Linked DNA regions of Homo sapiens: region 1 is linked to region 2. Evidence: chromatin contacts called from ENCODE Hi-C or POLR2A ChIA-PET data. All regions are on one chromosome and are shown on one strand. The core of a region is the stretch at or near the end of the contact, and the rest is flanking DNA. Distances in the headings are between cores, read along the strand shown. Region 1 holds the start of TOP3B (DNA topoisomerase III beta). Region 2 holds the start of MAPK1 (mitogen-activated protein kinase 1).

Region 1 (5,381 bases), core at 1,298-3,797, 120 kb after region 2:
TGCCTCCTCACCACATTCCCTTTTGCACCTTTTACATTTAGCGCCTGGACACAGGTGACTGAGGGACAAGAACTAAGACAAGGGACTTTACAATAAAACCAGAAAAATAAAGGAGGGTTGTAAAGGGCATTGTTCAGAAAGGATGCCAAAGGAACTCCCTCACTAAAGGGGCTTCTGCTGCTCATCATGCTGTGCAGGGGAAGAGGTCCAAGGTCGGCCTTGGGCTGTCAACCTTGTTCCCCACTTAAGAGATCACAGGACTACAGTGAAATCAGTAATCTTGACCAGAAAGCTGTCCCAAATAAAATGACAATTTGCTTTTTTCCTCAAAATAAGTAAGTGGATGTTCCCCTTAAATGTACAACCATCCCACAGTGAAAGAGCCGAGGCCTTGTGGAATGACGACACTGTCTGCAGATGAGCTCTCTGGCCCATGACAGCTCCAGCTGCATCTCCCAAGGCTCTGCTGCGCACCCACCTTTCCTCCCTGTGCGCCAGCAGGCTTCGGCCTAGGCCACTTTTCCCCCTTAGTCTACTTGCTCTGACCCCTGCCCCTCCCCTCCTGAAGACTGCATCTGGCGTCAGCAGTCTGTCTCTCCCACAATTGTCAGGTTCATTGCCATATTTCTGGCACCCAGCATGCACTAAATGCCTGCTGAGGGAATGAATGAACAACCAAGGTGATTATGACTGGCCTCTGCTCTCCGTTCTGGGGAAGTTTTGATTCTACCAAAATCAGAGGCCCAGAAGTGAGGTTTAAAAGAGATTTAGGGACTCCCCTTCTCTCACCCTGGGAAGCCAGAGGCCAAAAGGGAAAACTCGCAGCAGAGGGGCATTGTTCTGTGAGGGTCTGAGTTTCCCATCTCTTCCAAAGTAGGAAATTTTGTCCTAAAATGTTTCCTCAGATTTTCTCATGTCTATGCCACAGAGTAGTCAGCAATTATGTATGACATAATGAGGACACACCAGGGACCAGGCAGTCCTGCCAGCATCCTAGGCAGGGATGCTAATAGGTGCTGCCATTTTATTGGCCTAGACTGGGACTGTGGGGTCAGAGAGACCAGAGCTCCAGTGGCTGGACTTGGTTGTTCTAGAACCCGTGCCCCAAGCCTGATCCTGTCCTGCCTCTGTGAGCACTCTGATGGAACAGCAGCCCAGCTTTGCTTCCTTGTAGCACTCATCACTACACTTGGTACAGCTTCCATCTACTTATTCAGCTCTTGTCTTACAGCTCCTAGAAAGTAAGTAAGCAGCAGGAGAACACGGGTTTTGCTTTGTGCATTCTCACGGTAAATAGACAGTGAGCAAATACTTTGCGAGGCTGAGGCAGGTGGATCACCCGAGGTCAGCAGTTCAAGACCAGCCTGGCCAACATGGTGAAGCCTGGTCTCTACTAAAAATACAAAAATTAGCTGGGCGTGGTGGCGCATGCCTGTAATCCCAGCTACTCAGGAGGCTGAGGCAGGAGAATCACTTGAACCCGGGGGCGGAGGTTGCAGTGAGCTGAGATCGCGCCACTGCACTCCAGCCTGGGTGACAGAGTGAGACTCTGCCTGCAACAAAACAAACAAAAAAAGAAACAAGCAGATGTGGCCTGGGAGTAGGCCTAGCAGTGGTCTGAATAGCATTAAAATTCCTAGGATTTACCACCTCAGTAACTTTACCAAATGCTTCTAGAATCAGGAAAAGAGGGAAACAACCATTTCTTAAGCTCCTCCTTTGTAGTAGGCACACCATAGCTATCAACACTATTCAATCTCGCCAGCAACCCCATAAGGCAGGTGTTGTAATTTTTTAAAACTGTGAGTAAATGGAGGTTCAGAACAAGTCACACTAGTGTCAGGTGACCTTGGCAAAAGAATCCCAGGACTGGCTGGCCATCAAGCCCAAGTTAGGCTGGCCTCTCAGGTCCTGTTTCAAAAGGTGAGAAGATAAAAAGGCAAGACTAGGAACATCTTACCTTTCACTTCTGCGAGAAATTATTGCCCCTGGATTCCAGCTAATTTGTTCACAAAAGTACCCTACTTCATTTACAGATAACAGGTCAGAGAACCTGGGTGCCCTCAAAACCCAGCCAGGGCCTAGGGGGCGGCGAGTGGAAGCTGCCTGGGTGTGTACCGCACCGATCTGGGCCCCGGTGGCTGCACAGCTTCCCTGAGCCTCAGTTTCCCTACCTGTGAGACTGGTACAGCAGATCTCACCCTAAAGAGCTGTGGGAGGGTTCGAAGAAGAAAAGTATTAACCACAGCGCCTGCTCCCTGCAGGCACATGGCGGGCCCATCTCCACCTCCCTGAACCCCCACAGCAAGCCCCGCGGGAGAGTATCACCCCCGCCAGGGAAGAGGCAACAAGAATGCAGAGCCCGGCCCGGGCGCTCTCCCGAGCTCGCGGGTCCTCCGCCGGCCAACGTTCAGGAAACAAGCCAGAAAAATGCGTGCGCTTCCCGCCTTTCTGAGCCGCCGGGCGAGGGTCCCGCAGCCCGCCGCTCACCCACAGCCGCACCGCGGATCCAGCTCCGGTCCTTGTTCCCGGGGCGGCTACCGACAACCCCTATTTCCGGGTCCAGCCGCTTCTGGCGTCCCCGCGTCCGGTGTGCCAGCGTCTGCCCTCCGGCTCCGGCGGGTCGGCGTTCTTAGGTTCCGTGGCTCGCGGATTCCGGGAGCACCCCAGGGAGTGGCACTTGCACGCCGCGGACCGCAGGGATCCCCAAGCCCTGCACCCAGATTCTTCCCCGCCACGGAGAGACAATCATGACAATTATCATTACAATGATTATGAAAACTGGCATGAAAACATTTATGCTGTTAATAATTAAAATAATAAAAATGTACCGATGTGTGTATAGCAGGCTTCTTTTCGATGCTGTAAAAAAATCTGTGGAATGAATGAATGATCTGTGTAAAATATATTTGGAAGATGAATTCTAAAATTAAGTTATTTATTTATTTATTTATTTATTTATTTTGAGACAGAGTTTTACTCTTGTCGCCCAGGCTGGAGTGCAGTGGTGTGATCTCGGCTCACTGAAACCTCCGCCTCCCAGGTTCAAGCAATTCGCCTGCCTCAGCCTCCTAAATAGCTGGGATTACAGGCGTGCGCCACCACGCCCAGCTAATTTATATGTGTATGTATATATATGTGTGTGTATACATATATATATATATTTTTTTTTTTTTTTTTGAGGCGGAGTCTCACTCTGTTGCCCAGGCTGAAGTGCAGTGGCGCAATCTCGGCTCACTGCAACCTCCGCCTCCCGGGTTCAAGCGATGATCTCGCCTCAGCCTCCCAAGTAGCTGGGACTATAGGCGCTTGCCACCACGCGGGCTAATTTTTTGTATTTTTTTAGTAGAGACGGGGCTTCACCGTGTTAGCCAGGATGGTCTCGATCTCCTGACCTCGTGATCCGCCCGCCTTGGCCTCCCAAAGATTTCTATATTTTTAGTAGAGACGGGGGTTTCACCGTGTTAACCAGGCTAGTCTTGAACTCCTGACCTTAGGTGGTCCGCCTCCCTCGGCCTCCCAAAATGCTGGGATTACAGGTGTGACTCTTCACGCTCGGCCAACTAATTTATTTGTTAGAGCATTAGGATTATGGAAGGTTTAAAATACGTTTTATGATCTTATTTTAAATAACATACACACATTGCCCTTGTTCCTTGTAGATTTTCCCAACCTGCTGTTTTTTTTTTTTTTTTTTTAAAGACAGGGTTTCACTCTGTCACCCAGGCTGGAGCGCAGTAGCGAGATCACAGCTCACTGCAGCCTCGATCTCCTGGCGTCAGGCGATGCTCTCACCTCAGCCTCCCCAGTAGCTGGGACCACAGGTGCCAGCCACCAAGCCCAGCCAATTAATTTTTTTTTTTTTGGTAGAGATGGGGTCTAGGGGGAGGGTCTCACTATGTTGCCCAGATTGGTCTCAAACTCCTGGCCTCAAGTGATCCTCCTGCCTCGGCCTCCCAAAGTGCTGGGATTACAGGGGTGAGCCACTGTCCCGGGCCCCAACCTGCCTTTATTGGAATGATCTGTGTAAAGTATATCTGGAAGATGAATTCTAAAATTAAGTTATTTATTTATCTAATTTATTTTGATAAATAATAAGTAGTCTGGATAGAGGCTCTGGAAAAAGAAAAGTTCTATAGGCAAATTAAGGTTTGGAAATGTCACAAATTATGAGTCACGGTGAGACTTCACTTTCAAAGCAGAACTCCTGATTCCAAACCCACACCTTGGTAGGTTCTTCGTCTCCAAAATGGCAACTCCATCTTCCTGGTTGCTCAGGGACAGAGCCTGGGAGCATCCTGGACCACCCACAAATCCTGCCATTACTGTCTTTACAATACAGATGCTCCTCAACTTCAGATGGAACTACATCCACATAAACCCATCTTAAGTTGAAAATATTGTGACTCGAAAGTACGTTTTTGACTTATGGTATTTTCAACTTACTATGGGCTTACCCAGATGTAGCCCCATCATGAGTCAAGAAGCGTGCAGAATGCATACTGGTTTTGTAGTTGAAAAATCCTGTAGGTGGAAATTGTCCTAAATCGAAGACTGTATATCGGAGATCCCCTCAAGTCTCCCTGCCTCCCTGCCACCACCCTGATCCGAGCTCCTCCTCTCCCTCCAGGTCTCCACCTTGCCGCCCTGCAGTGTGTTCTCCACATACCAGCCAGGGCTAAGATTGGCTCTGTTGGGTGCTACCAGTTGGCTGAAAGAGAAACCCAGAGGCCCTCAGCTCATTCCATCAATCCAGTTCCAGAGTTCATTGTATGGAGCCCTAGGAAGGACCTGAGGCCTGGGCCAGCAGGAGGCGCTGAGTGGTCAGCTCTGAAGGCCAGGGCGTCGGGAAGTGTTCTTGGTCAGAGCAGAGAAACTGCAGTTGCCTTGTGCTTTCTTCCCGGAGAGCCCTGCAGCTGACCCTCTGCCAGAGCTTTGGGTCAGGCTTTCTGACTGACCCTTAGGTTGACAAATGACCCAGATTCAGAGGAACCCTTCAACTTGGAGGTGTCTCCCTATTGGGACTCCCCCCAACCCCAGCTCCACTCTGACCAGGGAGATGGTGGCCTAGGATCGACTCAGCGAGAGGGGCCGTTCTTCTTTCCCCATGGCTGGGGAGAAACTGACTCCCCTAAAGAGTAGCAGCAGACTTGCCTGCAGAGGCCTCCTCTAAGGAGTGTGCAGAGGCCATGAGAGAAACTCAGGTGCCCAGACACCGCCATGGGACTTCAGGAAGCAGAGCCCTGGGGTGTTTCCACCATGGTCTTGACTTTTCTCCTCTTCCTTACCCTCCTCACTTACTGGGCAGGTGCCTGGTTATGGTGGATGGGATAACTGAGGGCTCCTGGACCTCTCTTCTCTCTGGTTCGGCATAGGCTGGT
Region 2 (5,716 bases), core at 1-2,500:
AAAAAAAACCGTCACTATCATTTCACTTTTCTAAGGGACCTGAATCAAGATGAGGGAGTCTACGTGTGATTCTGCAAGAACTCCATTAAGGCTGCATACATAATGACCACTAAATCATTAACAGGAGTCCATAGCAATTGGGCTAAAACATCTGGGAGCATTTATGCTGGTAAAAGAGCTCACTTGGGGGCTAAAAAAAAAGTCAAATTAGGCCCAACTCTAAACGGATCTTTAACAAATCAAGAGAGTAATGTTAGTTTATCCTTCCTGAAACGCCAGCAGTACGATATTAAAATCCACTTAGAAGTAAAAACTTCAAGACGGAAATATGCCACCAACACTGGCGTCAGTAATCCATTTTAGAAAGCCTGCGCGGAGACCACCATTAGCACCGCTGAGGATATTTAATGAAAGCCGTTGGCTGCAAACAGAGGCGAAGAGAGAAAAACGATTATTTCGGTGTTCTGCACACACGCGGAGGCAAAACGCTTTCAGGACCTCAGCAGCCACCGCCGCCAACACCGACAAGCATCTGATGGAATTCACAGTTTTACAATCGAAAGTCCAAAAGAAGGCCATGATACTAGCAAATTGAGGGGTGGGGACCCTTCCGTTGCCTTCCCGAGGGTCCAGACTTTAAAGGCCGCGCTGCGCCCGGGGCCAAGGGTCCACTAGTACCGGCCTACGCCCCCCGCGCCACTCCCTGAGCCCCTTCCCGAGCGACCGAAGGCCCGGGAACCGCGAGCAACAACACCTAAACCTCAACCGGCCCGGGGCCGCGCCCGAGCCCTGGCGCGCGGACCGCGGTGAAGTCCGGGTTCGAGGTCGCCGCGGCGCCTGAGGCCGAGGCGCGGGCGAGGCCGAGGCTGCGTCCGCTGCGGCCCCGGGCGGTGGGGGGGCCGGGCGTGGCCGGTCGCGGACACTCACCACACCATGCCGTAGGCGCCCTCGCCGATGTACGAGAGGTTGGTGTAGCGCGGCCCCACGTCGAACACCTGCCCGCGGACCATCTCCGGGCCCGCGCCCGCCGCCGCCGCCGCCGCCATGTTGGCTGCCGGGCCGCCGCCGCCTCCGCCGCGCTGAGCTCGACGCTCGGCGGCCGCCGCTCAGCTCTTGTCGCCCCTCCCGCAGGGACTGCGCCGCCGCCGGTGCAGCCGCCGACGCTGACCGGGAGGAGGAAGGAAGACGCCGAGCGGGAGAGCTGAAGAGCCGACAGCCACTCGGACCGATTGCCTGCCTGCCTGCCAGACTGACGGGCGGGCCGGCGGGCGGGCGGAGGGAGGGGCGCGCGCCGAGGAGGGTGCCGGGGCGGGGACAAGAAGTGTGCATGCGGATTGGTTCCTCGCGGCTGGGGGCGGGGCCGCGCGGGCCGGCGGAAGCGGCGGGCTTCGGGAGGGGCACTGCGACGGCGTTGACTGAGGGGGCGCCACTAGGCGCGGTCACGTGCATTCGCGGTGCATTCGCGGGGGCGTCGGTGCGGGTCGCGTCTCTTAAGACACCCAGGGAGACAGACGTGGGGCAGAACTCATGGGCTGAAGTGAGAGATGGCTGGGGCCCAGGCGAGCGACCGAGCAGGGTCCGAACAGAGCCAGCGAGGGACCCCGGGCTGTGCTTGAGGCCCGACGACGCGCCATATCCCGGCAGCGCCGCAGCTCAGGCCTCTGCGAATCTGTGGTCCACACGCTGATAAACTTAGAGGCCTCTGCACTGGGGCAGAAACCGAAAGGCATGACCCAGACCGAGAAAGATATTTGCATACTGAGAAAGTGTGAAACACAATTGTCGAGACTAAAAGGAGACACTGAGAGGATACGCCAATCAGGTTAGTTCAGATGTTTGTTGAGCACACTCCATGTTCCTGGGGATCCACCCTTATAGAAGTTACCTTTTAGAGAGAGGAGACAGACAAATACGTGTAATGCTCAAGTTGTGATAAGTACGATGAAGAAGTACAAAGCAGAAGGGAGGGCGCGGTGTCTCACGCCTATCATCCCAGCACTTTGGGAGGCCGAGGCGGGCGGATCACTTGAGGTCAGGAGTTTGAGACCAGGTCTCTACTAAAAATACAAAAATTAAGTCCGGGCGAGGTGGCTCACGCCTGTAATCCTAGCACTTTGGGAGGCCGAGGCGGGCGGATCACGAGGTCAGGAGTTCAAGACCAGCCTGGCCAACATGGCGAAACCCTGTCTCTACTAAAAATACAAAAATTAGCCGGGCGCAGTGGTGGGCGCCTGTCATCCCAGCTACTTGGGAGGCTGAGGCAGGAGGACAAAGCAGAGAGTAAGGGATTAGGGGGTGGTGGGTCGAAACACATGAGAGATACATTTGCGTTCAGAGACAGACCGAGATTGGTACAGATAGGCAGAAATGCTGACAGAGCAGGTAATGAAATAGAAATGCAAAGATAGAGTCACTAAAACCAAAACATCGAGGTTTAGAGAAAAAGAGACACACCAGGTTAAGAAACAGTCACAAACAACAGAGGTTGAAAAAATAAAAATTAGAGTCCTGAAGCAGGTGGATACCAAGGAAAGCTAAGACAACGAGACGGACAATGACCCAGGCACTGCTTCTGAACCTTTTCCCCTGCCATGTTTGGAGGGAGAAGGAAGAGCGGCAGACCCTATATCCTCTTTGTTCAACTCTTCCAAGTTTAAAACCATCAACTCTTGACTTCTAGACATCAACAAAGATTAATTAGTCAATCTCAAAGGAGAATAAACAAAGTTTTTTGTTTGTTTGTTTGTTTAACTCTCTGGTGGAAGCTGGTGTGGTGGCTCACGCCTGTAATCCCAACTTGGGCCCAAGAATTCAAGACTAGCCTGGGCAACACAGCAATACCCTGTCTCTAAAACAGAGAAACAAACAAACAAAAAATCCTGTGGGGGAAAAAGGATGTGACACATGAGAAAAGGAATAAACTGCTCCAGCCAAAATTTACTCCTTCAAAATATATTTAGCCCATGAAGCAGGACCCAATTTTAGAAAATACCTAATTCTTGAGTTAATGGGTGCAGCACACCAGCATGGCACATGTATACATATGTAACTAACCAGCACATTGTGCACATGTACCCTAAAACTTAAAGTATAATAATAATAATAAAAAGAAAATACCTAATTCTTATTCTCAAAAGAGGACATTGCATATTTTTTTAAAAAACAGGCCAAGATAAATGGAGTACCATGAAATTAAAACCACAATAACCGGCCGGGCGCGGTGGCTCACGCCTGTAATCCCAGCACTTTGGGAGGCGGAGGAGGGCAGATTGCCCAAGCTCAGAAACTGGGGACCAGCCTGGGCAACATGGTGAAACCCCGTCTCTACTAAGATACAAAAAATTAGCTGGGCCTGCCGGTGTGCCTGTAGTCCCAGCTACTCGGGAGGCTGAGGCAGGAGAATTGCTTGAACTCGGGAGGCAGAGGTTACAGTGAGCTGAGATCGCGCCACTGCACTCCAGCCTGGGCCACAGAGTGAGACTCCGTCTCAAAAAAAAAAAAAAAAAAGAGGCCGGGTGCGGTGGCTCACGCTTGTAATCCCAGCACTTTGGGAGGCCGAGATGGGCGGATCACAAGGTCAGGAGATCGAGACCATCCTGGCTAACATGGTGAAACCTCGTCTCTACTAAAAATACAAAAAAAAAAAAAAAAAAAATTAGCCGGGCGTGGTGGCGAGTGCCTGTAGTCCCACCTACTCCGGAGGCTGAGACAGGAGAATGGCGTCAACCCGGGAGGCGGAGCTTGCAGTGAGCCGAGGTCACGCCACTGCACTCCAACCTGGGTGACAGAGCAAGACTCCGTCTCAAAAAAAAAAAAAAAAAAAGTAGACTTGATGCAGAAGAGTACATCAGCAATATAGAAGATAAACATGAGAAAATTTTCAAGAATATAGAACAAAGTGATGGAATCCTGTAAGAGAAGATAATGGGGATGGACAGCATCTAGGGATTCTAACTCTAGGCATCCCCACAGGAAGACAGAGCAAATCGGTTAGAGCGAATAATCAAAATTACAATAGGAGAAAAGTTTCCTTAGGTTGCAAAAAGGTCTGAGGTGGAGGTGGGAAATAGAGTGGGTTCACTGAGATTGAGAAAAATTAAGAAGAAACCAACAACACATAATCTGGGAAAATCATTAAGTTTCAGGGATAAAGAACAGACACTAATAGACCCAATTAGGGAAAAAAATGTTATTTATAAAAAAGCTGGCCAGCAGGCACGGTGGCTCGTGCCTGTAATCCCAGCACTTTGGGAGGCCGAGGCGGGCGGATCATGAGGTCAGGAGTTCTAGACCAGCCTGGCCAACATGGCGAAACCCCATCTCTTCTAAAAATACAAAAATTAGCTGGGTGTGGTGGTGTGTGCCTGTAATTCCAGCTTCTTGGGAGGCTGAGGCAGGAGAATTGCTTGAATCCAGGAGGTGGAGGTTGCAGTGAGCCGAGATCGTGCCACTGCACTCCAGTCTGGGCAACAGAGTGAGATTCCGTCTCCGGGGGAAAAAAAGATGGCTGGGCGAGGTGGCTCACACCTGTAATCCCAGCACTTTGGGAGGCTGAGGCGGGTGGATCACCTGAGGTCAGGAGTTCGAGACCAGCCTGGCCAACGTGGTAAAACCTTGTCTCTACTGAAAATACAAAAATTAGCCGAGCATGATGGCTGGCACCTGTAATCCTAGCTACTTGGGAGGCTAAGGCAGGAGAATCGCTTGAACCCGGAAGGCATAGGTTGCAGTGAGCCGAGATTGCACCATTGCACTCCAGTCTGGGTGATAAGAACGAGACTCCATTTAAAAAAAAAAAAAGCTAAAAACTGGCTTTATTCAGATTTTTCCTCTGCAACACTTAAAAGCCAAAGGAAAATAGAACAAGATTGACAACACTTTGAAGGGGTAGGTTTCGACCCTTCATAGATTCATAGATGGTGGCAAGAACGAGACTCCATCTCAAAAAAAAAGCTAAAAACTGGCTTTCTTCAGATTTCTCCTCTGCAACACTTAAAAGACAAAGGAAAATAGAACAAGATTGACAACACTTTGAAGGGGTAGATTTTGACCCTTCATAGATGATTTCATTCACTCCAGTGCCTTAATTCCTCCTAGATCTTTTTTTTTTTTTTTTTTTTTTGGAAAATTATATATAAAAGGAGACGGGGGCCAGGCGCGGTGGCCCACGCCCATAATTCAGCACTTTGGGAGGCCGAGGTGGGCGGATCACCTGAGGTCAGGAGTTTGAGATAAGCCTGGCCAACATGACAAAACCCTGTCTCTACTAAAAATACAGAAAAATTAGTTAGGCATGGTGGCTCATACCTGTAATCCCAGCTACTTGGGAGGCTGAGGCGGGAAGGTCTCTTGAACTCAGGAGGTGGAGGTTGCAGTGAGCAGAGATCACACCACTGCACTCTAGCCTGAGTAACAGAGTGAGACTCCATCTCAAAAAAAAAAAAAAAATAGAGAGAGACGGGGTCTCACTTGTTGCCCAGGCTGGTTTTGAACTCCTGGCCTCAAACCATTCTCCTACTTCAGCCTCCCAAGTAACTGGGACTATTGGTATGCACCTCCTTCCTCCCAGATCTTTTTTTTTTTTTTTTGAGACAGAGTCTCACTCTGTTGCCCAGGCTGGAGTGTGGTAGGGTGATCTCGGCTCACGGCAACCTCCACCTCCCAGGTTCAAGCAATTTTTCTGCCTCAGCCTCCCGAGTAGCTGGGATTACAGGCA

Evidence for each region. A loop is a pair of places that touch in the nucleus more often than their neighbours do. ChIA-PET counts read pairs that join two places held with the same protein, here RNA polymerase II (POLR2A). Pooled maps may share reads with other maps.
Region 1: a pooled map shows a loop between it and region 2 (5-fold over the local background). The contact joins the promoter of TOP3B here to the promoter of MAPK1 in region 2. A Hi-C loop is called at or near these places in 7 of 50 pooled maps. POLR2A ChIA-PET finds 5 or more read pairs at or near these places in 3 of 52 experiments (A549, RWPE1 and WTC11).

What each region holds. Positions count from the first base shown.
Region 1 is chr22:21,980,240-21,985,620 of GRCh38, forward strand. TOP3B (DNA topoisomerase III beta) reads right to left here and starts at 2,548. Exons shown (of 18, transcript NM_001282112.2): 1 at 2,491-2,548. RefSeq lists enhancers at 1,949-2,935, 2,433-2,727.
Region 2 is chr22:21,866,395-21,872,110 of GRCh38, forward strand. MAPK1 (mitogen-activated protein kinase 1) reads right to left here and starts at 1,251. Exons shown (of 9, transcript NM_002745.5): 1 at 928-1,251. The coding sequence starts at 1,046. RefSeq lists a silencer at 1,182-1,421.